2 separate regions of the Homo sapiens genome follow, and region 2 is linked to region 1. Evidence: chromatin loops called from intact Hi-C (ENCODE). Cell type or tissue: PC-3. All regions are shown on one strand. Links, peaks and the distances in the headings refer to the core of each region. The heading gives the core; the rest is flanking DNA.

Region 1 (16,530 bases), core at 8,298-12,297:
GTCAAGTTCAAGTAGGCGTCATGACACAAAAAGTTATTTTTTCCATGCTCAAGAGGGTTGTATAACATCTAATGTGATTAGACTCCTTACTGAGCAATGAATATGGAAATTAGATGATCGGACTACAGTGGATGGTTAAAATGAACTCCAAGAATTTAGATAAATAAGGCTGAAGAATGTGGGTAAGTTTGTGTGTCTAGGAGTGAGAGTGGGTGGTAATGGTCATTGCTGGGGAAATATTTTTAAAAATCTAATAATTCTGAAAACAATTGTTTTGGGCTCTTATAATTAAATACCGCCATGAACAGCTTTTACCATAAAAACTTGAGAAGTACTCTGAACTTTATGAAAACTATTTCTGCATTTTACCTAGAAATCTTAAACAGCTATATTTCTAATTTGGGAAAATGATTTGGGAAAAATGTCTTCTAACACCCTTAGTGTAAAACAGACCTGCCAAGGCATTTCATGCTCTATGACTAATTTCTTCCAATTTCAACTCCACTGATCCAATAAGCCAGGTTTAACCAAGCAGAGAGTGAACAACATTTTTTTTTTCCTTTGATGAGACGGAGTTTCACTCTTTCGCCCAGGATGGAGTGCAGTGGCATGATCTCGGCTCACTGCAACCTCCACCTTCTGGTTTCAAGAGATTCTCCTGCCTCAGCCTCCTGAGTAGCTGGGATTACAGGCGCCTGCCATTATCCCGGCTAATTTTTGTATTTTTAGTAGAGACGGGATTTCACCATGTTGGCCAGGCTGGTCTCTAACTCCTGACCTCGTGATCCGCCTGCCTAGGCCTCCCAAAGTGCTGGGATTACAGGTGTAAGCCACGGCGCCCAGCCACGAAGAACATTTATCGCCCTGCTGTGGGCACTTTCTCTTGTCTTTTTTTTTAATCCTTTAAATTTCTACTTTTCTTGATTTCTTATTATGTTGAGTTTGTGTGTATGGTTTCTGGTTATTGTTATATAAGTGGGAGACATTTAGTTGAATATATACTCTACTTTTTTTTCATTAGATAATAACTTTCTTATGGAAAGGAATTAAATTCTTCATTTTATTCACAATTATCTATAGCCCTTAGTGTTCCGTTCATAAATATGTTCAATAAATGCTGCTGATATGCTGACCAACTGTTCATAAGTGTAATATTTTATAGAATCTTCCCAGAATCAGGGTTCAAGAGGGTCAAAACTTAATTAACCTTCCTATAAAACCTTTCTAATAAAGCTAAATTTGAATTTCAATTCAAGTCAGATACTCAGGGGTGGAAGGAAGATTCTTTGAAGTCATTATGCAAAACAACCTACTGAACTTAAGTATCTTATATCTGAGTTCAGTATCTATATCTAGTTGATAAGTATATGTATGGAACACTTAGATCAGATATATTGCATTTAGGAACAGCTTCAGAATTAGTTTCAAATTGGCAGAATGTAGAGCATAAAAATGTCTCTGCTCTAATTAGCCTAAGTGCATGTGTAAGGATTCACAGTTACACACACACACACTCACACACACCAGGTTAATACAAGAGAGAAAAACTGAGAAGTTAAGCCTAGGGGCATATTTTAATAACCATAATCTACCTCATAGGACCCAAGCTCAATTTCTCATTTCTAAAAGAGCATAAAAAATGCAAAACTAAAATATTATATATATGTATAATATATATGTATATGTGTATACACACATATCATGTTAGTGTCTCTAATATATTCTGCTCTTGAAGAATCTAAAACTTGTTAAACAAAAAACAGATTTTTTTTGGCATTCTCTTAATAACTACACTAAAAATATCTTCTTTTTTTTCTTCTTTTTCTTTCTTTCTTCTTTTGGTAATTGGGTAGCTCTAAGAAAGATAGCCTTGTTAAGTTACACACACACACACAAAAAGAAAGATAGGAAGATAAAGAAAGAAAGAATGCTATTTATCTTACTTGAAAATGCAAGTATTATATCAGAAATGTCCACAGGATCATGAAACCTGAGAAAACTCATAAAATGCATAACACTGAAACTGCAGAGAACTGTTTTTGTTAATATTTTACAGGTATATTTTTATATGCAAAAATGCTGAGGAGGACTTTATGTAGATTAGATTTATGTACATTGTTGTATTTATCCAACTTATTTATTGTCTCAACTGTATTCATACACCATGTACTGTATCACGCATATTATCTTTCACACCAAAACTTTAAAGTATTTTCACACAAATTATTACTCAATATGTCTCAATATTTATTCAATATTACTCAATTACTCAATATTACTCAATATGTCTACCTTCAAAGGTAGACACCAGCTTGAGAGATAGCACAATAATAATACAGTACCACTAAGGCTCAAGTTCATCAAATTCTCAATCTTTGGGAATGTAATAATGAAGATTGTGTACTAGAGACAGTGTGGTCTTCAGGAAAAGTCTTCAAACTGGTGGAAATTATAAACTTTCTAAGAGATCTGCATGCATAGATATTTTTAAGGGAGTCAGTTTTCAGAACCTCAACTTCCATACACATCCTTTTTTAGAACTGATTATCCAGAGAAGAAACCTGAATACACAGTGGTTTTTTCACTTTATAAGAGAAACCCATGTCCCTTACCGTGATTTGCTATTATGCCTTACCCTGCAATATAAAGACCTCAGGTATTTCAGTGAAACATCTAGTGAATATTCAAGGCATTTTAAACTGTAAGACTTCCTACTTTTCTCAACCTTAAAAATATTTCTGTTCAGAGTTAAGCTTGATGTTAGCACTGGGATCTCAGGGCCCATTTGGGAATGTTCTGAATTTGTAACAGCCAAAGCTGCAGAGATTAGAGTCAATTATTTTCACTGTAACTGGAATCTTCTGTGGGACTATCAAAATTATCAAGATACATCAAAAAAGTTTATTAATAAATGTTTGTGCCTTTTTTTCAGATTCAGTGGCTTTTAAAACTAATTTTATCAAACATGAGTTATTATTTATTTATTTTTTTTGAGATGGAGTTTCACTCTTGTTGTCCAGGCTTCAGTGCAATGGCGCGATCTTGGCCCACCACAACTTCCGCCTCCCGGGTTCAAGCGATTCTTCTGCCTCAGCCTCCAGAGTAGCTGGGATTACAGGAATGCACCATCATGCCCGACTGATTTTGTATTTTTAATGGAGACAAGGTTTTACCATGCTGGTCAGTCTGGTCTCGAAAACTCCTGACCTCAGGTGATTTGCCTGCCTCGGCCTCCCAAAGTGCTGGATTATAGGCATAAGCCACCACGCCCTGCCTGAGTTATTTTTTATTTTGACAAAACACTACCTTTTCTTTTATCTCTTAAGGATCTTATATTTTCTATTCCTTATTATCAGAAATAAACTTACTTAAATTTATGCTAAAATTTTAATTTGAAGACTGCTCTCTAGGACTTGCTGTCTCAATGAATGGAAGGATAGATGTTAAGAACCCGCAGTAAGTTTCTGTTTGTTTTTGGAACTGGGTGAATGGGAGTCTGTCACTATTGTCAAAAGAACCCCTTTAACTCCTGAGGAATCCAATTCCACTTCTCCTAGCTCAGGGCAGTCCCCTATGCCTCTGCACTCCATCCTCCCAGAATATTCTTTTGTGAGCAGGCTCACCCTGCAGGCCTGGGCTTGAGGAATTGGACAAGAATTCTATTACTAATTCCCCAGGAAGACAAAGAGGAAAGTCTTCCAAGACAGAAAGCTTGGCTGCTGTCTTTATCTGAGGTCACCGCAGAAAGTGCCTTTCATTCTCTCAGCCAAAAATGAAATCAATAATTTTTCCCATTTTATTTGGCAAAACAATAAAAATTTTAATAAGAATAACTGAATTTGAATAATAGAATTAAAACAATGTCAGTTTTCTTTGTATTAATTCTATCTACCCATGGATTCAGGGCTAAAAATTGGAAATTGCTCTTTTTTACCCACTTCTTCCTCTTTAGCTGTGATACATCACCGAGCTTTGTTTATTTTACCTTCAAAATGAATGTCTAATCCACACCTTTCTCCCCATCTCTACTGCAACTGTACCTCTTAGGCTAAGCCACCATCAAGATTCCCCATATAAAATATAGCCTAAGAGTATGTCTCTCTAGCTTTAATCTTGCTCTCTGTTAATCCACTATTGACATAAGATCCAGCATGGTCTTTTAAGAACCTCTATCAGGTTGTGCTGCGTTCTTGATTTTTCTTGCATTTAGAAACAAGCAATTAAAATGCCCACATGTTTTAATGAGACCTTTCATGATCTGCTTGCTTCCTATTCTCCAAATCCATCTCCTTCTACCTTCACTTCTCTCCAGCCACACCCATGATTTTCAGTTCCTTGAATTTCACCAGGTTCTTGATTTTTGCATGAGCTGTTCTAACTGCCTGCATTTCATTCCTTCTTCCCCAACTGGGTCCTTTGCAAAGAAACCTGCCTAGATTAACCAATCTAAACTAAGTCTTCCTCATTATTCTCTCCCACTGAGTTTTATTCTTTTCTTCTTCCCAGTTATCAGTATTTGCAATTACACATTGTTTATTTGCCTCCTTCATCAAACTGTGTACTTCAAGAGGTCAAAATCTTCTTCAGCATTGTATCCAACACCCAGCACAGTGTCTGAGTCTTATTAGGTATTATCTGTCGAATGAATTATCTAATTAGTATCAGATTAATAAACAATGTAATTAATTGATTATGCCATATTGATAGATTATAGTATGTAGTCCAGATATAAATTTTTAAGTCTCTTCACTTAAGGAATTGGAATAGGACCTTAAGTACTTTTATGGTGTAGCTGAGATTACTCTTCCAAGTATTATGAAATGTCTTGTGGCCTTATTTATTAGTCCTAAAATTGATTTTTTATCTTTCAAATCTAGTGCTCTGTCTAGCCTCATGTAGTGATTACCAGTCTCCACTTTATCATAATTTAAGGGATTTTTTTTTTTTTTTTTTTTTTGAGGTAAAGTCTCACTCTGTCACCCAGGCTGGAGTGCAGTGGCGTGATCTCAGCTCATTGCAACATCTGCCTCACAGGTTCAAGTGATTCTCGTGCCTCAGACTCCCGAGTAGCCAGGATTATAGGCGTGTGCCACCATGCCCAGCTAATTTTTGTATTTTTAGTAGAGACAGGGTTTTACCATGCTGGTCAGGCTGGTCTCAAACTCCTGACCTCAGGTGATCCACCCGCCTTGGCCTCCCAAAGTGCTGGGATTACAGGCATGAGCCACTGCGCCCAGCCTAAGGGATATATTTAAGACTCCTTTTAGAAGGAAATCTCTTTCTAAAGGTTATCCAAAGAGGAAATAATCTACCAATTGGTGAGAAATATGGAAAGGCTATTTTCAATATAAAAATACTAAACATGTGTTCCTTCAACCACAACTCTTAAGATAACTTGGTTTAACTGTTTCTTTTCTTTTTTATTTTTATCTATTCATTCTTTTTTTGAGACTGTGTTTCGCTCTTGTTGCCCAGGCTGGAGTGCAGTGGCGCGATCTCAGCTCTCCCTCAACCTCCGCCTCCCGGGTTCAAGCGAATCTCCTGCCTCTCGAGTAGCTGTGATTACAGGCTTGCGCCACCACGCCTGGGGAATTCTTCATTTTTAGTAGAGACAGGGTTTCTTCATGTTGGTCAGGCTAGTCTCGAACTCTCAACCTCAGGTGATCTGCCCGCCTCGGCCTCCCAAAGTGTTGGGATTACAGGCATGAGCCACCATGCCCAGCTGGTTTAACTATTTCTTTCTCAATATCCTCTCCAGCATTAGAGCTGGTGAGGGTCTGATGGAAGCAACTGCTTGGGCAACTTATTTATGTTCTGCCCAATCAGTGATGACTAGTATAAAGGAGGAAATTGCCTTCAGACTGACTGAATGATCCTGGAACTAGCATCTTTCCAATCCACGCAACCAGAACCACTTAACAGCCAAGTGGCAAATTACGTGCTATCTCTTGTTCTTGGAACAGTCTTCACAGGGAAAGGAAATTTATCTTCTTTAGTCTGCTATGGCTATTGGAATGAGCCAAAAGACAATTTGTTACTACTCCGCCTTTGATATAGGATTGACTTTCTAGATCCCATTTTTATTCTTATGACGAAAACCTCCTGAATCCAGATCCATTCCCCAGAGACTTGGAAATGGCTTTCTTCCTTGGAATTTTGGTAAACTTTATCTGTACTAGGGGTCCTTTTCTTGACACATAGTATTTCAGAGCTTGGGCTCTGGGGTCAGCCAAATTTGGATGTAGATTTTCAATGCCCACTGCTGGGTTTTTTTTTTTTTTTTTTTTTTCACAATGCATGTAACCTCTCTAAATCTTAATTTTCTCATCTGTATAAAGAATATGATGTCAGCAGTTTTCTCATAGCAATGTTGTGAGAATTAATTGTGATTAGGCATATAGTGTGCTTAGTACTCCTTTAAAGGTAGCAATTTTTTTTTCCCTAAAGTTGATCAAGCATGGCTAGAGTTTTATGTCTACATCATCCTCAAGTTGGAGAGGGCAACCCCATTTCAACAGGCAGAATTCTTGTTTTTCACATCTTTCTAAACGTCTCCTCCCCCACTGTTTTCTACTTCAGTTAATGGGTCTATCATCTAACAAATTGCTTGTATACTAATCTCAGGAGCTATATTTGATTCCTCTATTTCCCTCTCTCCTAACACACGATACATCAGCATGTTTTTTGGACTCTATCTCAAGCACTTCCTGAACACGCTACTTCTCATGATTTTCATTCTTAACAACGAAACTTAAAGTTACTGTCATCTCTTTTTTGGACTATTTCTGTAGCTTTTTGATCTCTCTTTTAGTTTCATTTCCCTAGGGTCCCGCTTTAACATATCAACAAACGGATATTTTAAATATACAAACCCTACCATAGCATTTTTTTTTTGGCTTAAAACCATACAAAAACTTTTGGATTGAATAAAATCCCATCTTCCAATTTAGGTTTTCAAGCTCTTCTAATCTGGCTTCCAACGAACTCTTTGGCTTCATTTTCTCCATGTCTTGCAATTTGTCAGTTTTCTCCCCATCTCTCTTTTCTTCACATATGTTAAGCTTGTTATTACCTCTGAGCCTTTGCATTTGGTTCCCTAGGTCTGGAAAACTCTTTTGCTAGAGCTTTGCCTGGCTAACTCATTCTCATTATTCAGATGACAGCCTCAATGTTACATCTTCAGTTACCTTCCCTTTTTAAAGTAGGATTCCCCTCCTACCCAATCAAGCTGCATCGTATTATTATTATTAATTAACTAATTAATTATTAAATGTTTTGAGAAAGGGTCTTACTCCACCACCCAGGCTGGAGCGCAGTGGTCTGATCATGGCTCACTGCAGGCCTCCACCTCCCAGGCTCAGGTGATTCTCCCTCCTCAGCCTCCTGAGCAGCTGGGACTACAGGTGTGTGCCACCCATGCCCAGCTAAATTTTGTATTTTTTTGTAGAGACAGGGTTTCGCCACGATGCTCAGGCTGCTCTCAAACTCCTGGGCTCAAGCATTCTGCCCTGCTCAGCCTCTCAAAGTGCTGAGATTATAGGCATGAGCCACCATGCCTAGCACTATCCTATTTTTATTATCAATTTTCTTCATAGCAATGGTCACTATAGGCATAAGTCACTTTATTGCACTTTATTGTGCTTTGCAAATAACTTTTTTTTTTTTTAATGAATTGAAGGTTTGCGGCAACCCTGAGCTGAGTAAGTCTATTGGCGTCATTTTTCCGATAGCATGTACTTACGTTGTGTCTCTGTGTCACGTTTTGGTAATTCTCACGATATTTTAAACTTTATTATTATTATTATATCTGCTATGGTGATTCCAGCATTTTTCTTCCTTTCCTCAGGCCTCCCTATTCCTGGACACACAATATTGAAATTAGGCCAGTTAATAACCTTATGTCTCTCACTTTAAATCAACCACTAGAAATGGTTAAGCTTACTGATGATGGCATGTTGAAAGCTGAGACAAGCCAACGGTTAGGTTTCAAGTGCCAAACAGCCAAGGTGTGAATGCAAAGAAAAAGCTCTTGGAGAAAATTAAAAGTGCTACTCCAGTGAATGCATGAATGAAAACAAAACAGCCTTATTGCTGATATGGAGAAAGTTTTAGTGTTGCAGATAGAAGATTAAACTAGTCAAAAAATTCCCTTAAGTCAAAGTCTAATTTAGAGCAAGGCCTTAACGCTCTTCAATTCTATGAATGCTGAGAGAGGTAAAGAAGCTGCAAATGGAAAGTTTAAAACTAGCAGAGTTTGCTTCACGAGATTTAAGGAAAGAAACTGTCTTTCTAACATAAAAGTGCAAGGTAAAGCAGCAAGTGTTGATGTCTCCCTCAACTTCTCCAAGGTGAACTGTAGCAAGTTCTGTAGAAGATCTAGCAAAGATAATTGATGAAGGTGGCTACAATAAAAAACGGATCTTCGATGTAGACAAAACAGTATTGTATTAGAAGAAGACGCCAGCTAGTTCTTTCATGGGTAGCATGGAGAAGTCAATGCCAGGCTTCATAGAACAGGTTGACTCTCGCTCTCTGTTAGGGGCTAATTCAACTGGTGACTTTAAGTTGAAGCTAATGATCATTTGTCATTCTGAAATCCCAAGGCTCTTAAGAACACGCTAAATCCTGTCTGCCTGTGCTCCTGTATTCTATAAATGGAACAACAGAGCCTAGATGACAGCACATCTGTTTACAGCATGGTTTGCTGAATGTTTTAAGCCCACTGTTGAGACCTACAAATCAGAAAAAAGATTTTTTTTTTCAAAGTGTTACTGGTCAATGAAAAGGCACCTAGTCATAAAAGACCTCTGATCTAGATGTACAAGGAATTAATGTTATTTTCATGTCTGCTAACATGATATCTATTTTGCAGTTCATAGATCAGGAGTAATTTTGACTTTCAAGTCTTATTATCTAAGAAATATGTTTCGTAAGGCTATAGCTGTTGTAGATGGTAATTCCTCTGTTGGATTTGGGCAAAAGAAATTAAAAACATTATGGAAAGGATTTCCCATTCTAGATGTCATTGAGAACATTTGTGATTTATGGAAGTAAAAAAACAACACTAACAAGAATTTGGAATAAGTTAAGGCTAGCCCTCATAAATGACTTTGAGGGGGTTCAAGACTTTAGTGAAGGTAGTAACTGCAGATATGGTAGTAACAAGCAAGAGAACTAGAGTTAGAAGTGGAGCCTGAAGAGGTGACTGAATTGCTATAATCTCATGATAAAACTTGAATGGATGAGTAGTTGCTTCTTATGGATAAGCAAAGGAAGTAGTTTCTAAAGATAAAACCTACTCCTGATGGAGATATTGTGAACATTGTAGAAATTACAATAAAGAACTTAGAATGTTATATAAACTTAGTTGATGAAACAGCAACAAAGTTTGAGAGGATTTATTCCAATTTTGAAAAAAGTTATACTGTGAATAAAATGTTACCAAACAGCACTGCATGTTGAGACTCTCTTTTGTGAAAGGAAGAGTCACTTCATATGACAAACTTCACTTTTGTCTTATTTTAAGAAATTGAAAAGCCACCTCAGCCTTCAAAAGCCATCACTCTGATCAATCAACAGCTATCAACATCAAGGCAAGACCTTCTACCAGCAAAAGGCTGAGCTGAAGGCTCAGGTGATTATTAGCATTTTTGAGCAATAAAATGTGCTAAATTAAGGTATATACATTTTTTAGACACAATGCTATTGCACACTTAATAGATTACAGTATAGTTTAAACATAGCTTATATGTACTGAGAAACCAAAAGAAGATGTGACTTTCTTTATTGCAATATTTGCTATATTGCAGTGGTCTGGAACCAACCCCACAATATCTCTTAGGTATGCTTGCATATAATTCACAAAAGAAAATAGAAGTAGCTAATTACTCTGTAAATAAATGTCCATACTTACTAATAATCAGAGAAACTCAAATCAAAATAGCAAATGCAAAGCCAAGTATCAGCTATAAAATTGGTGCACTATATTTTAAAATTATAATCAGAATTTTTTAAGCTAGAGATTTTTAATTTTAATTTCTTTTCTTCCAACTTTTATTTTAGAATCTGGGGGTACATGTGCAGGTTTGTTACATGGGTAACTTGTGTGTCACTGGGGTTTGGTGTACAAATGATTTCATCACCCAGTTTGTGAGCATGGTACCTGAAGGTAGTTTTTTGATCCTCACTCTCCTCCTACCTTCCACCTTCAAGTAAGTCCTCGTGTTTATGATTCCCCTGTTTGTATCCATGTGTATTCAATGTTTAGCACCCTCTTGCCTCATTTAAGTCCTTGCTGTTGATGGGCATCTAGGTTGAATCCATGATTTGGTTATTGTGAAAAGGGCTGTGACAAACTTACACGTGCATGAGTTTCTACAGCAGAATAATTTATATTCCCTTGGGTATATAAGCAGTAATGGGTTTGTTGCATCAAATGACAGTTCTGTTTAAGTTCTTTGAGAAATCTCCAAACTTAAGCTAGAGGTTTTTTATTTTGTGATTAATAAAAGGTCAAATTTGCTATCACACTATCCCATACTCTATGCCACCATTTACCAGAAGAAAGGGTTTTATATCAGACTGAGTCATTAGGCAGAAATAGCAAAGACACGTTCATATCATTCTTAACATCTTGTGTTAGTCATGCCTCCACCCTGACCTTTGTACATGTTTACCTCATAGGCAAAGTGCTATTACTACACATGTAATAGACTATGGTGTAGTGTAAACACAACTTCAATATGCACTGGGAAACCAAAACAATTGTGTTACTCACTTTACTGTGATATTCAGTTTATTGCAGTGGTTTGAAACCAAACCCACATTATCTCTGAGGTATGCCTTTATCTGAAATCCTTATATTTTCCATCTCACTTCTGCTTTTCCCCAAAATATACACTCTATTATATCAAGAATCCTCATTTCCCATAGTGAGAGGTGACAGCGTGCTGGCAGTCCTCACAGCCCTCACTTGCTCTCGGCACCTCCCCTGCCTGGGCTCCCACTTTGGCAGCATTTGAGGAGCCCTTCAGCCCCCCACTGCACTGTGGGAGCCCCTTTCTGGGCTGGCCAAGGCTGGAGCCCACTCCCTCAGCTTGCAGGGAGGTGTGGAGGGAGAGGCGCGAGCGGGAACCGGGGCTGCGTGCCGAGCTTGCGGGCCAGCTGGAGTTCCGGGTGGGCGTGGGCTTGGCGGGCCCCGCACTCAGAGCAGCCAGCCAGCCAGCCCTGCTGGCCCTGGGCAATGAGGGACTTAGCACCCGGGCCAGTGGCTGCGGAGGGTGTACTGGGTCCCCCAGCAGTGCCGGCCCACCAGCGCTGTGCTCGATTTCTCGCCGGGCCTTAGCTGCCTTCCCGCGGGGCAGGGCTCGGGACCTGCAGCCCGCCATGCCTGAGCCTCCCACCCACTCCATGGGCTCCTGTGCGGCCCAAGCCTCCCTGACGAGCACCACCCCCTGCTCCACGGCGCCCAGTCCCATTGACCACCCAAGGGCTGAGGAATGTGAGTGCACGGTGCAGGACTGGCAGGCAGCTCCACCTGCAGCCCCGGTGCCGGATCCACTAGGTGAAGCCAGCTGGGCACCTGAGTCTGGTGGGGACGTGGAGAGTCTTTATGTCTAGCTCAGGGATTGTAAATACACCAATCAGCACCCTGTGTTTAGCTCAAGGTTTGTGAATGCACCAGTCGACACTCTGTATCTAGCTGCTCTGCTGGGGCCTTGGAGAACCTGTGTGTTGAAACTCTGTATCTAACTAATCTGATGGGGACGTGGAGAACCTTTGTATCTAGCTCAGGGATTGTAAACGCACCCATCAGCGCCCTGAAAAAACAGGCCACTCGGCTCTACCAATCAGCAGGATGTGGGTGGGGCCAGATAAGAGAATAAAAGCAGGCTGCCCGAGCCAGCATTGGCAATCCCCTCGGGTCCCCTTCCACACTGTGGAAGCTTTGTTCTTTCGCTCTTAGCAATAAATCTTGCTACTGCTCACTCTTTGGGTCCATGCTACTTTTATGAGCTGTAACACTCACCGCGAAGATCTGCAGCTTCACTCCTGAGCCCAGCGAGACCACGAGCCCACGGGGAGGAATGAACAAGTCCAGACGCGCTGCCTTAAGAGCTGTAACACTCACCGCGAAAGTCTGCAGCTTCACTCCTGAGCCAGCGAGACCACGAACCCACCAGAAGGAAGCAACTCCGAACACATCTGAACATCAGAAGGGACAGACTCCAGACGCGCCACCTTAAGAGCTGTAACACTCACCGCGAGGGTCTGCGGCTTCATTCTTGAAGTCAGTGAGAGCAAGAACCCACCAATTCCAGACACAATAGTATCCACAGTGTGTAAAACAGTGAAGGCATATGGTAAGAGCATAATATATATTGTATACTTCATACTCAATGAATGAGATTTGTAAGTCTGCACTTCTTTGCCTTGCTATTTCATGCAAGAAGCAATATGAAAAAGAAAGCCTAAAAAGAAGTTTGTTCTGCATAAGACTTTTGCCACCTTTTCAACAACCATGCAAAAAATGGATGGCAGGCCCTGTAGAACTGATCTTTTTAAGGCGCACTTACAACTGAAAGGTCAGCCTTCATTATGTTTCCAGCATATCTGTGTACTTAATAAGAGAACAGTTAGCTACAAGAGCAACAACTAAGAAAAAAATGGTAAGAATACTTTGACATTTAACAAACCTGTTTTTAGAATTGTTGATAATTTATGTTTCTCTTCATTGGAGAACAAATTCTTAAGGGAGATTTAATAATTAAAAAATGTGAGGCCGGGCGCGGTGGCTTACGCCTGTAATCCCAGCACTTTGGGAGGCCGAGGCGGGCGGATCACGAGGTCAGGAGATCGAGACCATCCTGGCTAACACGGTGAAACCCCGTCTCTACTAAAAATACAAAAAAAATTAGCCGGGCGTGATGGTGGGCGCCTGTAGTCCCAGCTACTCGGGAGGCTGAGGCAGGAGAATGGCGTGAACCCGGGAGGCGGAGCTTGCAGTGAGCCGAGATTGCGCCACTGCACTCCCGCCTGGGCCACAGAGGGAGACTCCGTCTCAAAAAAAAAAAAAAAAAAAAAAAAAAAAAAAGTGAAAATGGGTATGATTAGTAAATACAATCATGGATTCTTTTCTAATCTCCATTTTCTCTCTTTAAGATTTGCATGCCAAATTAATTACTTTATAAGCCCAATGAAGGAAGATTGTTTGGTTATAATAGTTTAGGTATATTTTTCCCCCCAAGGAGAGAAAACAGTTGAAATAATTATTCTATGTTACTACGACTAAATATTTTTGTATTCATCTTAGAGAAGTAAGTTACCGCTTGTCAGTGGAGGTACTGTGAACAATGGCATATAGTTAAATCTCACTTCAAGGTACATTGTCCCCAGTGTCCTGAAACATTCATTTTTGAATAGCTGAGGAGCAAGGACATTATTGATCACAAATAAGACTAAAGAGTGCATACAAATATGACCCTTAACTTTTGTAAATATCAAAGTTTAGGTTTGGATAGACAAAATAGAGTCCAAAATTGATACTGACTAATGAATGCAGTCAATACGGACATTGCAGTTTACCTTAGAACATTTGATTTATTCTAAAGCAAATTTTCAAATCTCTTTGCTATATTCCTTGTTTCCAAAATGACAATAATAAAATAATAAATATAATTTTGATCTATTTAGAAGGTAGTATATTTGTATAACTTTGGAGTAACAAAAGAAAAATAGATAAAAAGATTTATAGAACAAAACTGAAAAAAAAAATGCAAAAGTGGAGGCAGGTGATGAATTCATTTATTAACTAAAGGTGAAGTAGACGTTACATGGATTTTAAAGAAAAGCCATGCTTGAAAATCTGCCTCTTTATACATATTTGTAAATGTGTGAATTTTTACTTATGTATCAGAATATGCACATAGATAAATGTTCTTAATTTTAGAGCAACACAAAAGCTGGAAGTTCCTACCTATCTTCCCTGTCACACACACACACACAAATCCCCAAACAACAAATAGAGAACAACATTTTGTCCAAAATAACTAAAGGAGAGCACAGGGGAACAGCAAAGGAGTAGCAGAAAGCCTGCCGAGCACAGAAATCCAGGATGGCTGTATAGGAAAGGGGAAAAATCCACTTTGCCTCTGCCACCCCTTCCCCCAGTTGGGATCAGCTTGGAACTAGGAGAAATTTCTCCCTATGGGAAAAGATAAATAAGAGGAACCCAGCAGCCTCCATCACTACTGTGGACACTTGCTATCTTCACCTCACTATACTTCACTATAGGAGACTTCTGCAGTCCTCACAGGCTCTGAGCCCAGCTGAAGGACTTCCCGAGAGTCCACACATTGTGCTATCCCCAGAGAAGTAGCTTACGCTATACCCCATCAACCTATGGCCTGAGATGCTGTCCTGGAGCTGGAACCATTGCTAGAGCATGTCCTGCTCTGGGGTAAAGTAGATTTTACACCTCTAAGGGTGCACCCCTGAGGCTTTGTCACCATGGCACCATGCCCCCCTGGTAGTGTGCCATCCCTGAGCCATGCTGAGGCTATGCCCTACTCTCTGGGTCCAAGCACTGCAAAGCGTTCCATCTTCCTATTCCTTGCTGATGTGCCCTGCCCCCTGGGGTTCAAGCTGAATTGGCAACCTGCCTCCTTGGGGTCCTGAGCCTTGACAACATTGGAACAGTTGTGTCCCGGGTGCTGAAACCAACACAGTGTCACACCCCCCAGGGACTTCAGGCTTCTGGCACACCAGAGCAGTCATGCCCTCTAGTGCTTGAGTTGACCCAGCACTCTGTCCCTTGGGAGACTCTAGACCTTGGAACATGGGAACAGTCATCCCCTTGTTATCACAGCCAACATGGTGTCTCATCCTCTATTACCTCACACCCCTGGTACACCAGAATAGTCACACTCCTGGTGCTCAAGTCATCATGGCACACTACCTCCTGTGGAATTGGAGCCTCAACTGACCTGTGTAGCCGTGCTTTCTGGGGCTGAGCAGATGTGGCACCTGATGTCAAAGGGAATGAAAGCCTTGGCTGAGCTGAGCCATTCTGCCCTCCAGGCTGATCAGTCAAAGTTACTCACCTTCCTGGAACTGGACCAGCCCTGCACAGAGTCTGAGCTGATGAGGTGCTTCACATTCCTGGGAAGTAGAGTCATCTCTGTGTGGCTCCCTGTCCCCCAAGGTGCAAGCCACACATGCAGCTTGCCATTCCTGAGTTCTTGTTGCTGCTGTTCAGGCCTCACAAATCCTGGGCTACTGCCCTGCCCCATCATCCCAGGGCCAGAGTCACAGTTGCATGATAATTTATCTGCCGGGGCCTGAACTGATGCTATACCCTGTTGATTCTGGGTCCTACATTGCAGCTGCACTGTTACGGTTTAAATGCATCCCCTCTAAATTCATGTGGTAGAAACTTAAATCCTGATACAACAGTGTTTAGAGGTCAGGGTCTAATGGAAGGTGTTTAGGTTATAATTAGATTATTCATACAGATATAAAAAGAACTTGTGGGAGTGGGTTCTCTCTTTTCTGCCCTTCTGACACCTGAGGACTCAGCTTCATCCTTTCTTCCCTTTCTGTCTTTTGCCACGAGAGGACATAGTAAGAAGGTCCACATCAGATGCTAGTGTCTTGATCTTAAACTTCCCAGCTTCCAGAACTGTGAGAGAATAAATTTTTGTACTGTCTGTGGTTTTAGGTTATAGCAACACAAAATGAACTAAGACATGTGCCATGCTCCCCAGGCCCTGAGCTTTCAGAGCACCCCTTCTTGGAGCCATGCCAGTGTCCTGGCCCACAGAGTCAGAGCCACAGCTAAATCCCTGCTCCCTGGGCCTGAGCTGTTGAGCAACAGAGGTTTGTGGGATAAATGAATCCAATTATGCCATGAAGAGTAAACATGAACCTCAAGTCCCAGGTGCTATAGTAGTTTTGCAAGACTCTGAGCCCGGGACCATGACTCCACAACTGCTCTGAGCACTTGTGCCCTGGATCCCAGAACTGCTGCAGCTGCTGGTGGGACATGTCGGACCCAACATCTAGAGTGATTCTCTCAGATAAGACTCCTCAATGTTGGGAAGACAAGAAAAGGAGGGTCCCTAAATCCCTTGCCACCAGAAACCTAATAACCTATACTGCCATCACTACTTTCACAAACTCATACAGTCTAGACCACTGAGGCACCTGCAGTTATTGCTGACATTGGTCACAACCAAAAAAGCTGCATGGAGACTATACCATTGTGCTCATTCCCAAACCAAAGGCCACGTACCCTCTTCAGCTAGCAGCTTTAGTCACATCTGCAGGTGAAAATCTTCCCCTACAAAAGCTATTCTGTACAGTTTCGAAGTTGTGCCTGCTCCACCAGATGCGCAATCAATATAGGGACACACACAAAAACATGAAAAAGTCAGAAAACATGACACCACTGAAGGAACACAATAATTTTCCAGTAATTGATCCCAAAGAAACAGAAATCTATGAATTGTCTGAAGAAAACTGAAAATAATG
Region 2 (16,530 bases), core at 8,330-12,329, 66 kb after region 1:
ATGAAATGGAAGCTAGTGTTGTTGCTAAGCAAATGCTGTGCCATCAACTGAAAATAGCATTCCTATTAAAGCCAAGTGAAAAGTTTGATTTCTATTACTTAAATTGTACATTGGGTTATAGAACTCTAGGCTTAAATTCTGAATATATGATTTTATGTTGTTTTAAACAGAAATATTTTAGTTAAGTGAGCAACTAGCGAACTGTGATATTCATATTCAAATACATGCACATTTGCATGGTGTAAGAAGGGATACAGACAGGGCTTAAATCTTTTAAATATAATATTTATAAGTAAGATGCTCACAATTATAAACCTTATGAGCAAGGTGATCCCCAGAGGTGAATGCAAGAAAATAATTATGGAAAGTAGATGCAGAAAGATCCTCAAGGGAAATATTATTCATGACGTATTTTAGTTCTCTAACATATGTTAAAATGAAAATAATATTGCTGGGGTAGAATTCAAAATAATTTATAAGATCAGAATTTTAGTTTGATTTTATAGTTAGAGGAATATTTATTGGTTGTGTTAATCTGTTTTCACACTGCCATAAGGAACTACCAGAGACTATGTAATTTATAAAGAAAAGAGGTTTAATTGACTCAGTTCTGCTTGGCTGGGGAGGCCTCAGGAAACTTACAATCATGGCAGAAGATGAAGGGGAAACAAGGCATGGTGGAAGGAGAGAGAGAGAAATCAGGGAAAATGCTGCACACTTTTAAACCATCAGATCTCATGAGAGCTTACCCACTATCACTAGAACAGCAAGGGAGAAATTCGCCCTTATTATGCAATCACTTCCCACCAGGCGCCCCTGACACATGGGGATTACAATTCCAGATGAGATTTGAGTGGGGACACAGAGTCAAACCATGTTATTTGTTATTTGATTTCATTTCAGATGACTTAGAGATCCAGGATTTAGAAAGAGACATAGAAAGTAAGTGAATCTAACACGTTATTCTCCCTTTGTTTCTAAGCAAAAATAAGAAAATAGTGTTGGTGAGACCAAACGTCGATATTTCCACACACAATTTCCATTGTTTTATTTAATTTTAATGCCTATCTCAGAATTATAATAGTTCAAAAAGAATAAGACACTTAAGGAATAAAAAGGGTCTCATCTACATGAAAGCTTGTGCAATAAGAAAAATCCTGCTACCACCGACCAAGAAAATCATTACTTAAGTACTACAAAGAAATAAAGAATAAAATGAAGTTATAAAGTTATGGTACTTTCAAGAGGTTTTTACTCTTCTTGCAACTTTAAGGTTAACAAAATCAAAGATTCTAAACACACACCATTATAATTTTTATAAATGTGCTTATTAATACATTTACAGCTTTAATTACAATATACATAACTCATAAACAGGTTGCCAAATACTTTCTTGAGTTCAGTAAATCCAAGAATGAAAATTAAAGCTGCTTCATAATAATTAATTTGGTTGAATTTAGATATTTTGCACATTATAATCTTCAAGTAAGAAGCTTTAAGATATAGTGAAATTGATTTTTCAATAATTATTAATTTTCATATTTAGTGAATTTGATGATTAAGATTTTTTGGTATTTTAAAATACATATGCATAAAAGAAATTATTTTAAATTCTATAGTTAGCTCAGCAGACATCAGGAAGTTAGGACTAATGAACTGTGATATTTTGTGACATTTCATTAATAAGGTTTTTTTCTCTGTTCTTAAGTAGTTTTTGTATTCTTAGCAATTTTCTGCCAAGTTATGATCAATTAGCAACTTATTTCCTTTATTATCCCGTTCCTTAAGAAATGTGAAATGCCTTTGTGTCATAATCAGCAATGGTCTTTTGTTAACTTCTTTAGCAACACTTTTGTCTTACGTTATTCAATAGAGGAGCAGGACAAAAATATCCTCGATAAATTGGTCTAAATATTTGTGTAACAATATTTGGTGGGACGACAATAAAACCTGAGGGGTCACACACATACAACCGTCAATCAAGAAGATTATATCCCACAATGTTTAAGACTGTTTTTGATCATTTTATGGCTAAATCATTTTTATTTAAATAATTTAATTGAATCATACTTCAGATTTTAGAGCTGTTGGCCAAAACTTAAATAATCTATACTGATAAATTATTGAGAACCATTGACCGCTACCTAAAATTTCATGAAATTACATTTCTATCATAATTTATAGATGCTGAAATTTCTTATTTTACTATAGTGGAATCAAGCTACAGATTCTGAGCATTCGTTTTTGCCAGTTGTTCTCATTTCTACCAGCAGTCAGTTGTATACTGCTTTGTACAATATAGGCACTTGATCAGTATTTGTTGCTGGGCTGAATCTTCATGATTGCAATGAAGAGAAAATATTCTTTTTTTATTTTTCAATTTTCTAATGAAAATAAGTAGGGTAAAAGTTGGTGTTGAGAAAAGTGTGAAGCTCAAGGATAATGCTGAATTTTAAAATTGGACTTTCGGATGGAATATTAAAGCTTTGCTACCATACCATACCATTGCTCAGTCACAGCGAGGTAAGTGAATGAACACAGCTGTCCAGCCCCTGAAGACTGATTGGAGCTGAATGTCTGATAAGAAGGCAGGGTCCTGTTTTGATTGGTCAGTTTTGATGCTCTATTAGCTGTTAAATGTTTTGAACATCAGTCTGTATGTAATGAATTAGAGGGACAAAGATTACTTTTAGATGTCTTTAGATGGCACAAGAAAACAATTGGAGGCAGAAAGGAAAAGGAAAATTACATTTGCCTAGCATCTACTATGTGATTATTTCTGGTTAAGATTTTTTATTTCTTCACAGAATCTCCATTATAAAGATGAGAAGATTGAAACTCAGGGTTTAAGATGAAATAAAATCACAAAAGTAAAATGCCTAGATCAACCTTTCTGCTATTTATAACCATTCAAAAATAACAGATTCATAAGCCTGTTTCCTGAAGCGGAATCTGTTGTAATTTGCAAATCCTTTAAACCAATTCTTGCTAAATGCCAGTAATTTACACATATAAACCGCATAGTGCTATCACGAACTGACTTGCTTTGAGGGCAGTGACAGATTGTAAGAGTGGGAAGTTAGCTTTTTATTACATAATCTAACCTTTTGGCTTTGGGAAGCCGTGAAGACATATACCAAAAAAATTATGACTTTCTCAATTCTGGTATTGGCAAAGGTGGAATTTCAAATTCGAATCTATTTCTATGTCTTTATACTATTCTATATTACTACCAAATTGGATGATTGTCAGCTACTTGAAATAGACACCATGTCTTCTATTTTTTAGGCATTTTTTTTTAGCACGAATATATGTTCAGTACAAATGTGACATTTGATAATTATTTGGTTTTCTAATTTATTCAACAAATACTTTTAAGCCATTTTTATAAGATAGATGCCAATATGATTTGGCTCTGTCTCCCCACCCAAATCTCACCTTGAATTATAATAATCCCCAATTGTCAAGGGAAGGACCAGGTGGAGGTAATTTGAGCATGGGAGCAGTTTCCCCCATGCTGTTCTCTGATTTTATAAATTGTTCAGATAATCGAATGAAGTATTGCAAAGTATTTATCATTGTGTCTCACACCATTTAGTGCTTAATAAATGGTAACTGCTATAATTATTATTTACTATTATCATCTGTGATTATGCACAGATTATGACTTGTCCCTCTGAGAAAATTTTCTTACTTCCTTCACAGATGTAATTCAGCCATAATATAGACCACTGTTGTAGCCTAGCGTAGATACCACTGTCATAGTCCAGCATAGACACCACACACACACACACAGACACACACACACAGTGTTGCATTAATGGGAAGAGGAAAGAGCATGGAATTTGGAATAAAATAAAGCCTTGGGTGAGGTTACACCACTTTCTAGCTGCTTTATTCTTGGAAAATGTCTTATCCTCTCTGATTTGTAATTTCCTCATGTGTAAAAATAATAATTTTCTTATAGGACCATTGTAAAAATTGGATGAAGCAACATCTATTTAAAGGGTTGCACCAGCACTTATTAAGTTTAGTAAAAAAGTACATTTGCATTTATTTATCTTCAGGGTTAAACAGGAAAAATGCAATAATGTCATTTTTTAGTTTTAAATACCATTCTTTCTATTTTCTTTTCCTCCTGTGAAAAGTTTCCTGCTAGACTTAAGGGTTGGTGTCAGCAGAGAGCCAGCTTGTCTCACAAAAATATAAGCACAAACAACAAAATCATTTTCAAGGGGTTTTTATGTTGGGTGTGGGAAAAGAGAATAACTCTAAATAGATGAGCCATGTGCTCAAAGTCAGGTTTGGCACTGCCACTGGTATCTCATGGGCTCTGGTGGAATTCAACGTGTCATTACATTTTGCTTTTATTCTCTTTAATCCAGAATCAAATGTCAGCTTTAGTCTTTCAATAGTCTCATTTACCTCAGGGAGCAACTGCTATGTCCCCAGTGCAACTAGTTTCCCTTGAAAACTCCCCCTTTTATCACTTGGTACTTGCTAGATTTTCACTTTTAAATAAAATGGTTAATAATTTCTCTGGTGTATTTGAGATTTTAAAAGCATTTTTTTCAATTTAGTTTAATCTGTGTTTAATTTAATATATTAAATCTTAATTTAATATTTTACAATTTGAGCTAATATATTTAAAATGCATTACATCTTAATTTTATATATTCAATCACAGTTTAATAAAATTTCCTTTTAACATCTTGATTAAAAGGACTGTTGCACAGTAGTTACGCCTTTCAATTAAACTCTAAGCACTGTTGTCTCAGTGGGCTTCAGCATTCCATCAGGGGCTTGAAGCCTGAAGTCCGAAAATGGAGAAAGAAGTACCAGTAGAAAAATGTAGAAACTTTATTACTGATGTATCTTTCTGACCTTAGTGACTTCTGCATTAGTAAGGATAACTCTAGTTGCTGTGCAAACAAGTTCCCAAATTTCAGTGGTTTAAGGCAATGGAAATTATTCACATAATCTACCAAATTGGTATTCCCGATCCATGTGTGGTTTGCCTCCAAATGATGATTCAGGTGCTCAGTCTTGTTCCATCTTGCTGACCTATAATTTTTAATGCTTTTAACAAGATCATCCTGGAAGGTAAAAGAATGCTGAGGATCACATGGGATGAATTTTTATGAGCAGATCTGGAAGAGGCACATATTATGTCTATTTTTATTCAATTGGCCAAAACTTAATCTAATCACCTGACCATTCCCAACTACAAAGGGCAATTGGGATTGTAGTTTAGCTGTGTGCAAAAGAGAAAGAGGAAACAGGTTTGTTCATATTTTTGTATCCCAAAGTACCTAAAACATTGGTTAGATATTTTATTTCCAGAATCACCTCCTAGCACGTAGCATCATGAAATTCAATGCCTCTGAGGACATTAAGATAGCCTTGACTGAAAAAAAAAAAAAAAAACTGCTATTTGAGAAAGAAAGCCAACAGAATATGTGGGAAATGTCTTTACTTTTGTATGTCTGATAACCATACTCTGCTTTTAATCATAAGCTTTGAATACTGAAGTAAATAAATAAATAGCAACAAATTATAGCATCCATAAAAAATACTTTGAGGGAGATACCTAGGTCTTTTTGTATTTTAATAATTGTAATTTTGAAGAGCTCCAACAGAAAGGGGCACTAGGTTTTCAACTATTCAGTGCAGAGGCATGTACCACTGATGATAAGGAATTAAAAAAAAAAACACATTTTGAACTCCCCTGACCTCTAAAGAAAAAAAAGCCCTAGGGAATTGTCATACAGAACCACAGATTTTCATTATGAATATAACATTAAAATTTTGCTAACAAGCATATTTTGAGTGATTTGTTAACAGCTCATGATATATGGATGACAAATAAACACAGAAAAATTCTCAACACTGTTAGTCATTGTGGAAATGCAAACTGAACCATGAAGGGATCCACTGCTCACCTTTTAGAATGGCTAAAATTTAAAAGTCTGACCCTCCCAAGTGCTGGTGAAGAAGTGGAGAAACTGGATCTCTCACCCAGCTGGTGGTGTAAAATGGCACAACTACTTTGGAAAAATATTTGGCAATTTCTTAAAATGTAAAACATACACTTACCATATGATTCATCTATTTCATGCCAAGGTATTTTCCCAGGAAAAATAAAAGCATATGTCCACACAAAATCTTATGCATGAATGTTCATAGCAGCTTTATTTTAATAGTAAAAATGTGGAAACCACCCAAATGTCCATCAACAGGTGCCAACAACTGTGTTATACCATGCAATAGAATATTCTCTTATAAATAAAGAGGAATAAATGTTGACACACGTTACAACATGAATGAATCTCAAAATAAGTATGTCAAGTGAAAGAATTCAGACAAAGAATAGTGCATACTATATAATTTCATTTATATAGAAAATGCAAACAAATATACAGTGACAGCAGATCATTTGTTGTCTGAGGTTGGGAGAGAAGGCCTGAAGCAGAGGTATAACAAAGGGCTCCAGGATCATTTTGGGAAAGTTAAGGGTGTGTTTATTATCGTGATTTTGGTAACAATGTATACATAGGTTAAAGCTTACTGAATACTTTAAGTATGAGCAGTTTATTGTTTGTCAGTTATACCTCAATAAAGGTGTTTTGAAAAAAAAATAATGTACAAACATGAAAGTTCACCATTATTTTTGTGATATTCTTGTCAAAAACATGCAACCAGGATTGAAACCTAAACTGAAGGACATTCTACAAAATGAATGATCTGGTTTCTTTAAAAGTTTTAAAGTCCTAAAAGGCTGAAAAAGAATGAAGAAATGTTGTAGATTTAAGGAAACTAAAAATACATGGCTATTACATAATACCTGGCTATACGTGATTCTGAACTGAATTTTTATGCTTTATAAGACATTATTGGAATAATTGGCCAAACTTACTTGGGTAAGTTCTGAATAGTAGACGGTAATAATGCACAAATGTTAATTTCCTGGATTTGATGGATGTGCTGTGGTTATGTGTGATAATCTCTTCTGCAGGAAATACATATTAATGTATTAAGAGGTGATGCAGCATCAGGTTGACTATTCTTCAATGGGTGAGGACAACTGTGTCTTTGTATACTTCTACAAAGCATTGTATAAGTTTGTCATTGTCCCAAAATTTAAATATTTTAAACAAAAAATAGAGTCTCTATAAGAAAAGAAAATAATTAAAGGAAATGGGTAAAAGATTTGAACAGATACTTGACCAAAAGTGATATCTGAGTGGCAAATAAGCATATGAAAAGATGACCTCATTAGTCATTAGAGAAATGCGAATCACAACCAGATGGAAATATGACTACACATGTATTGTAATGTTATCAAATGGAAAAGATTGTCAATGTCAAGTGTTGGAAGATAAATTATAGAAACTGGAACTTTCACACAGTGCTTTTGAGAATATGGTATAATACGGCACTTTGGAAAACAGCTTGGCAGTTTTAAAAAATATACTTCCACCAAATGACCTAGTCATTTTACTTGTAGGTATTTATTCAGGAAAATGAAAGCATATGTCCATACAAAGATCAGTATACAAATGTCCATAGCAGAATCATATGTAGTATTAAAAAACTGGAAACAACATGCATGTCTATTAACAAGTAAATGGATAAACACATTGTGATATATTTATTCAATGGAATACTATTCAGCAGTAAAAAGAAGTTGATCCCTGGTATGTGTAACAACATGGATAAACCTCAAAATAGTTATGCTGAGTGAAAGAAGCCATACAAGAAAGTACATACACTGTGATTCTCTTTATATAAAATTCTAGAAAATGAACATTAATCTATAGTGACAGAAAGCACATCATGCATTACCTGGGGACAGGTGAAGATGAGGACCAGAGAAAGGAACAAAAAAAAGGGGCACCAGGAAACTTTTGAGAATGATGGATGTGTTCATTCTGTGATTGTATTGATGATTTCACTGGTGTTTATATAAGTCAAATCACATAAAATTGTACATTTTAAATATGTGTAGTTTATAGAATGTAAATTACACCTCAAAAGGCTTTTAAAACAAATGAAGGCAGAAAGAAAAAGGCTTAGCTGAGTTCCTAATCATTTTAGGTAGCAAATAATGCAAGCTTCTATCTCTGGTGAATGTCTGGACTGCAGCAATTTATACATATCTACCCACTAGACAGTGAAGTTGGGATTAAGGTTTACATTTTTTGAAGTGAAAACTGAGGAACCTAACAGAATATCTGGGAATGGATCAATAGAATCCCCTTGAGCAAAACTAGGGCACAACTCAGAAAATGTTTTCTAGCTGGTTCACCTTCCAAATGAGTGATTATTAATGGTGTTTTATTTCCTGGTGTGGAAGTATTTCGCAGAGAAGCGGAAGTTCCAGGATGCCAGGAAAGTACCAGGAACACTCAGTTTCCCTGTGGGAAATCTCAGAGACATAGGACAACAAAGTGCTGTCTCTACCAGCGTTAGGATATATGCTGGCAGGTCAGTTCATGGAGTTGCTATTGTGCAAGTGTCAGGAAGGAGACTGATACCAATACCAGCCTATATGTCCTAACTAATCAGAATTTCAGGTAAAAAAGCCAACGTGATGTGCTACCTTCTCCTTCCTTGGATCAGCAACCTTTATAGGATAGTCTTCCAGGAAGGACTGATTCCTTAGGCTAAGTTGCTAGAAAGGAATCAGGTATTTGGAACTCAATGAAGCAGTCCACAGAAAGCCTTCAGGCAGGCCAGTAGTGAAGTGCTGTGGTAATCAATAAGGTGTTCATCAAAATATTTCTGCTTCTCCCTCCTCTAGGACATATGTAGAATTGTACTTCCTGCAATTGGCATGCAATCTACATAGCCCCCTCCCCCTGCCCCTTGAGGCCATGTGACTACTTTTGGCCAATGAGCTCCGAGTATGTCACATCTAGGCTAGAACATTTTAATTGCTCCCTGAAGCTCTTTTTCCATGGACTCAGGAAGTGGCACTGCTGGAAATAGTGGCTCGTCATTCAGCCTGAATCCCATATTGTGTTTAATGAGCAAGACACCCCTTGCCTGCTTTCAATGACATGTAGCCTGAACAAGAAAGAAGCTCTTCTTGTTTGATGACATTAACATTTTAGGGTTATTTGTTACTGCAGAACAGTCCTAGCCTATCCTGGTTCATTACAAAAAAAACCCTGCATTTGACAAGATATAGGTACTGATATTCTTTTCTTAAGGTCATTTGAACATGGACTGAATTAGAGGTACTGATTGATAGAAGCAAATTGATCCAGAGTCCACAGTCAGCATCTAGAATTTTTCACTGCATTAATTAGTTTGGAACATGGGAAAAAATATTATTAATACGGGGTGTAGTCAACAATTGTCCCATTACAATGTTTGCATTAAATTCTACATCTTCAGCCATAGAAGCCATAGATTGCATTGTTCTAGACCTAAGATTTGGTCAAGAAACTTGTAAGCACAAAGATGATATTGGCTGCTTAGGATTAAACATTCATAGTTTGCATCTAATACATAAACTGACATATATCAAATTACCTGTGGCTAAATTGAAAGCAAGGATAGTAGCTCCTAGAGAAGATAAGTGAGTGCTTGGCTATCTGGACTCAAGAATAAGGGAGCTGTCTTAAGAAAGGAAGAAGACGACTATGACAGAGATCCAAGCAAATCTTTACACACTTTAAAAATTTTCCTTGTAATGGTATTGTCCACCTAATTGTAGTAGTTAACGAAATTTACAAAATCTTTCAAAAAGATACTAAGGCAGGAGAATGGGGTCTGGAGGCAGGAAACATAAGGCCAATTCACGTTGACTTCCTAGAAGTAAATCAAATGGAAACACTTCAGCTATGATAGCAAATATCCTCTCCATTTACAGAGGGCGCAAACCGAGTAAATGACTTTGTAACTTTACTTCAGCCTCTTCATTTACATAGGGCGCATACCAAGTAACCAATGGAAATTTCTAGAGGATATTTAAACCCCAGAAAACTCTGTAATGAGGCTCTTGAGCCCATACTCTCAGGCCCGCTCCCACCTTGTGGAGTGTACTTTCATTTTCAATAAATCTCTGCTTTTGCTGCTTCATTCTTTCTTTCTTTGTGTGTTTTTTCCAATTCTTTGTTCAAGCCGCCAGGAACTTGGACGCCCTCCACTGGTAACATTGCCCTGAGTTTTTTTTTTTTTTTTTTCTCTATTCTTTATTGAGGCTTGGTGTTGCAAATGCTCCTTTCAATAATTTGGTAGACTCAAGCTTTGATGCAGAGAAAGTGTCTGTTAGAAAACATGGTAATATTCTTCCTGCTTACGATTCTTTTCAGTCTAAACCACTATCTCGTTTCTGTTGTTAAACCTATCCCTTGAAAGCACAGAAAACACAATGATGAGATTTTTGAAGAAAAGAAATGTAAATATCACCCAACACCTCCCAGCAATGGGAAACACCTTCCTCTATCTACTAAAATGAGAGATTTTTTTTTTTTTCATAAACAGCATGGATTTGGTCCCTACCACAGCTTTACCAAAGTGGAAGCTTGCAATACCCAGCCAGAAATAAAATTAAAAAACACACATGAGTCACTGCATTTTAGAGAGGATTTTACTACCAAAGAAGTTATTGACTGAACCAAAACCACAAACTGTTCCACCTCAGAAAGATTAATAACTGACAACAAAAGTAATGTTCCAGAAATTGGACTGGACATGTATGATAAGGACAGAAAACTAAATAGAAGACCAGGCATGTTTCTAATCCTCTTAATGCTACCCAGCTGCCAGTATCCAATAATTTCAATTAAAAAATCAGATTTTTTTCTGGCTTTTTTGCTCTTTCACAGCCTGAAGGAATTTCCATGTCCATGAAGTTGGTTTTCTCATCAATTACAATTTAAGAACTTAAAATGACTAATCCAGAAAGAGGTAAAAATAAATTATATCTTCCTATTATCTAAAATTACTGACTTATAGATAATATTTAGCAAGTTCTGGAAAACAGTGCATAGCTTCTTTGAATACTGTCATCCCTCTGGACAAAGGAGTCTGGTAATTCCAGGTGACTGCTCTGTGCCTTTATCAGAGGAAAATTCTGCAAATTCTTCTGCACAAGGGTTGAGAGGATGAGCTCTGAGCAAATGCAGCAAATGTAAGGGACTTCATGATATAAGGGGAGCACAAACTATGAACCCAGATCAAAGGCCAAGAAGAAAAGTCAGTGAACATAGAGTATGGATGCTGTTTTATTGTTCTATATGTGAAGACTTGAAGTCAGAAATATCAGTGTTTTAACTGGTTCCCTGGTTTCACTCCCTCCTACCCTATCACCCATTCCTTCATAACCTAGCTCAAGATATATTCTACACTCAGCAACCAAAGCCATTTCCTAAAAGTATATATTGGATCACATTGCTTCTCAGCTGAAATTCCACCGGTGACTTCCTGCTAAAAATAACATGGAACTCTCCTTGTATTTGCCTAGTTAATTCAACCCCTGGGTAATCAACCCTCCTCATTTCCTACCACTCTTCCTTTGTTCATTATGCTCCCATCACAATGACTTTCTTCCAGTCTTGGAACACACCAAACTTGTTCTTTTCTTGAGCATTTGTGCTTGATGTTGACTTTGGGGGCTGAGACTCCCTCCAAATATCCACATGTGTTGCTTCATCTTTTTTGTAAGTTCTTAGCTCACATCTCACGTCTTCAGAGAGGGCTTCTGAAAAGTTATGTGCCCCTCAGTCATTCTATCTTTTTATTTGTCATAATTATAACTATATTTAATTCTTATTCTTTTGCCTATTTTAATCTGCCCACACCACCTCAGCTCTAAAATGACAAGTTCTGTGGCAGAGAAACGTGGATATTGCCTTTTACCATTACCCAGCTCATGAAAAATACCTCAAGCGCCACAGATACATAATTTTTTTTGAATTAATTCAAATGTCTTTTGCTCAAGTTGTGTTCCGGGAAATCTACTAAAATCTAGATCAGCATAAAATGAAGTTGGGAAATTAATGAAACAGCAAAGTAAGGAAATAGAACATTTCATTAGGGAAAAGTAATTGTCTTTCTTGTTTCAGCTTGGTTACATGTGAGGTTTTCTGTTTCACGTTTTCCCTGTTTGAGAATCAAGAAATTAAGTACATATGAAATAAAGCAAATTGGCAGTTTTCTTAAAAACTGCCTGGCTAGTGAGGGACAAGAAACTTAAAATTGGATATTCTCATACCAGGCAAATTTCTAACTCACATGTCATAACTCAGATTTGTAAAGTAATTCCTTTGTTTTTCTAAAGAGGACTTGCCAGCCTCACCAGATATAGTACTTATTCATTTATGCACATGTTCTATGGAGGTGATGTTGGCGGAAGAGAAATTGAGGTTTGGGTACTAGTGAGGCCACAGATGGAGTCTCATTTAATTTCACCCAGGGAAAAACATTTTTATATTAGCCATAGGCAGAGTCTTGCTAATAAGAAAGCAAGCTTGGACAGTTATGTACAAAAAACAACTCCCTGATCACAGGGTGGTTATCATGCCAAAGAAGGAAGAAAAATCACTAGTGACTCACCACGCTGACATGGACATCCTGATCTGTTAGGATATTCTTAGACAAAAGTCAGAATTTGTGTTGAGTTATTTGCAAAGACAAATAGACATTACTTTAAGTAGTAGATATAGAGGTCTTAAAAGAATGCACACTTTTGTTAATAAAGCTTTTTAAAAAATATTAAAGATAATTATTTATATGAAAATTTCAAGGAATTCTTTCCCAAAGAAATAGATATTCTGTAAAATGGACAGGAGTTGCTTAAAGCACCCCCTGAGTGGGTCAGTTTTGCTCAAAGGTAAGCAAAGGTGAGACCAATCATAATGGATGAAGTTAGTATATGCAGTCGAACAGAAGTGAGAAGGAAGATAGCCTTAAAACATATTTTAGTATCTTTACGATGATTTTTATTTAAAAATGTTTTTAATTGACATATAACTGCACATATTTATGGGGTACAGTTCATGGGGTACAATGTATATTTTGATATAAGTATACATTGTGTAATATTTAAACCAGGGTATTTAGCATATCTGTCACCTCATATTTATCAATTCTTTATGTTGAGAACACTCAAAATCCTCCCTTCTAGCTATTCTGAAATATACAAAACAATATTGTTATCCATAGTCATCCTACTGTGTGATAGAACACCAGAAATTATTCCTCTGATCTAACTATAAATTTGTACCTGTAGAATCTTTTTTTTTTTTTTTTTTTTTTTTAGGCAGTCTTGCTCTGTCGCCCAGGCTGGAGTGCAGCAGTGTGATCTCGGCTCACTGCAACCTCCACTTCCCGGGTTCAAGCAATTCTCCTGCATCAGCCTCCCAACTATCTGGGATTACAGGCATGTGCCACCATGTCTGGCTAATTTTTTCTATTTTTAGTAGAGACAGGGTTTCACCATGCTGGTCAGGCTGGTTTGAAACTCCCGACTTCAAGTTATCCGCCTGCCTTGGCCTCCCAAAGTGCTAGGATTGTAGGCTTGAGCCACCACACCCGGCCTCCTGTAGAATCATTTTATGACTAGGTTCTATTACTGACATACACAAACATGTGAAATTATACTTTGATGTATATGTAACTTAGGTGTATATCCTCTAAAGTTTATTTTGACTTAGTACTCTTAGATCATAGTTGAGGGTCCCCCTCCCCCATTCCATTTTGGCATTTATTTGGGTTACCTTCCCCATTGGTGAGGGGTCCTGGGTCCAAAGAGATCTGCTCACCCAGCCTACGTGTACCCTTCTAAACCATGCTACAGGGTCCACAGCTCCTGAGTTTCCAACCCATGTGTTTTTGAACTCGTCCCCAAATACTGTGTGCGCCTTTTCCCACACTATGGGCTATTGCTGGTGAGTGCAGCCTTAGATGTGGGAGATGTGGATAAAACATGAGAAGGCTGGCTAGAATGTCCTAATGTATGAGCATGAGGCATTTTTGAGTGTGTCAGAAAGATAGCAGTGGGAAGATAATACCCATCAAAGTTGGCCTGAGACCTGGGCCTGGGGAAGCTCTCTCTGCTCTGTCATGTTCTGATGAGGAACTAAACTTTCAAGTCTTAATGAAGACTTATTTGTTAGGGCATAAGTTAGAGCATATTTTATGTAATCATTTGGTAGCATGTCTTATAACTTTTAAATATTTAAATTTATAATATGTGAGCCTCCATTTTATTCTTGACTTAGCCTTGCAAATGTTAGGGGGAGGTCTCTTAGAACTGTAAGAATTGAGCTTGAAATGTGTTTGGAGATATGTCATTAGGAAGCTATATGTCTTTCCACCAATCTGGAACTCTCTACTGTGTCTGCTCACCATACCTTGATGAGGTGGTGTATGTGAAATGTGCATGTTGCTGCCAGAGAGTGATCTGGGGGACCCAGAGAAGCCTGGTATGTTGCGGGGCTGTAGATTACATTATTAAAAATATTTGCTGTTCCTCTTTGGGAAAAGATTATACTATTTCACCTCATTGAAATTAGACTTGGAAGTTCATGTGACTTCTGTCAATGAGATGTAAATTAAAGGGACATAAGCACTTTCTAGCAGAAACTTTAAGATCCGTTATGTGGCTCCATCATCTCTCTTTTTCTTCTACTATGAGTTGGCCAATCCTTGATAGGAGGCTCTCCTTCAGATTCTAACCTTGAATAAAAATCAATGTTGAGGGGAAGGGGACAAGATGGCTGACTAGAGGCAGCCAGGAAGTGCTGCTCTCACTGAGGGAGACAAAAATATTGAGTAAACCAACATAATTTGAGCAGGTATTCGGAGAGAAAACACTGAGAGTGGATGGAGAGGCAATGCAGACTCTGGAGCTGAAGAGGGAGGAAGCTGGAAACACTGAATGGAGTATTTGAATGCTAAGACTAGTTCCCAACCCCAAACGGCTCCTGGGGAAGGGGTGAATGAAGGGATTGAGTCACAGCTCACTCTTACCATGTACTTCTGGGATCCTCGCTACAGGGGACTCCACATTCCCCATGGACATTTGAGCTAGTAGGGGGCTCTACCCAGAGAGTAGGCAGAGACAGGTTTCCTCCAATGTGGATCACGCCCAGGGGCTTTTGTGTGTAGACAGCTCTGGTGGGATGCAGCCATGGGCACTCACCCTCCATGGCTCCACATTTCCTTCTGAGAAGCTCTAGCTCCCAGCTGACTGCTGGACTCGGAGACAGTGGGCCTGGCTGCTCTGCGGGGCGGGGTATATTTGTTCTATAGGCCCTCTGCCTGCCAGCCCTTCAGGGCCCCTGCCTAGCTGTCCTGTAGGAGTGGTGCACAGTGCAGCCTCCACTGTCCAGCCTGGGTGCTTTGCTCCACCTGAGTAGTTTCCCAAAAACCTGGGAGCACTTAGGATACCCCAGTGCAGCTGGAGCTCTACCCCAAGCTGCCGGCTGATCCCTGTGCCCCAGGGCTATGGCACACAGCTTGGGAATGCCAAGCCAAGATCTGTACTCAGCACTTAAGCAGGGTAGAGTCCCGCACTCTCAGGGCACTGAGAGGGGTGAAACACAGGGGTTCATGGGCTGGCATGGAAGTGGAACGTACTTCTCTCTGAAGGGCTGGTCTGGAAAGGATGTGGCTTGTTTCCCTGCGGGGGACTCTTCCCAAGGAAGCCCCATATCCTGGAACACCTACCAAAGAAATGTGGGCACACCTGCCGGGCACGGTGGCTCACATCTGTAATCCCAGCACTTTGGGAGGCTGAGGCAGGTGGATCACGAGGTCAGGAGTTCAAGACCAGTCTGGCTAACATGGTGAAACCCCGTCTCAACTAAAAAAATACAAAAATTAGCCAGGTGTGGTGGCGGGCGCCAGTAATCCCAGCTACTCGGGAGGCTGAGGCAGGAGAATTGTTTGAACCTGGGAGGCAGAGGTTGCAGTGAGCCAAGATCACACCACTGCACTCCAGCCTGGGTGAGAGAGTGAGACTTCTTCTTGGAAAAAAAGAAAAAAGAAATGTGGGCACACCAGCAGTGATTGGAGGGAGCTCACCTGAAGCCCAGGAATGAACTTGGTGAGGTGGTCATCTCGTTCTCTTACACTGCAGAGCACGCCTGTGAATGTGAGGAAATACAAAAGAGCTGCATGGCTAAGAACCTATCTGCTAGCCATTACTCTTAAGCATCATTTACTGGATTGCAGCCCAAACTACATCACCAAAAAATATTCTGCTAATATACACTACCGTGGAACCACAGACAAGAACTAGCCACAAATCCAGATTATGTACATAACTTTAACCCTCTGAAAACATCCAGAAATGAAGCCAACTGATTATTGTCAACTTTTGTTACACTAAAGGAATACCATCCCTTTCAGATGAGAGAGGATTAATGCAAGAACACTGGCAATAAAGCCAGAATGTCCCCTAACCTCCAAACAAACCCACTAGCTCCCCAGCAATGGTTCTTAAGCATAATGAAATGACATGCTGAATCACAAACTTAAAAAAGTTGACATCATACCAAGTACACTCTTGGA

Evidence for each region. Hi-C counts contacts between places; a loop is a spot of excess contacts. Peaks named below come from ENCODE experiments on the same cell type or tissue, not always from the same donor. Only the 100,000 strongest peaks of a DNase experiment are listed, where the experiment ranks them.
Region 2: it touches region 1 in a loop (8-fold over the local background); 2 of 110 quality-filtered maps call a loop at or near these places.

What each region holds. Positions count from the first base shown.
Region 1 is chr1:81,173,579-81,190,108 of GRCh38, reverse strand. It overlaps LOC105378813 (a long non-coding RNA gene), which reads left to right and starts at 12,262. Exons shown (of 2, transcript XR_947531.2): 1 at 12,262-12,362. In PC-3, for the core only: no CTCF peak of the experiment used is centred there; a DNase peak (open chromatin) is centred at 10,678; H3K27ac peaks cover 722 bases.
Region 2 is chr1:81,108,021-81,124,550 of GRCh38, reverse strand. No RefSeq gene overlaps it. Among named protein-coding and RNA genes, the nearest start is that of LINC01781, 580 kb to the right of the region's middle. In PC-3, for the core only: a CTCF peak has its summit at 10,156 (motif pointing left); no DNase peak of the experiment used is centred there.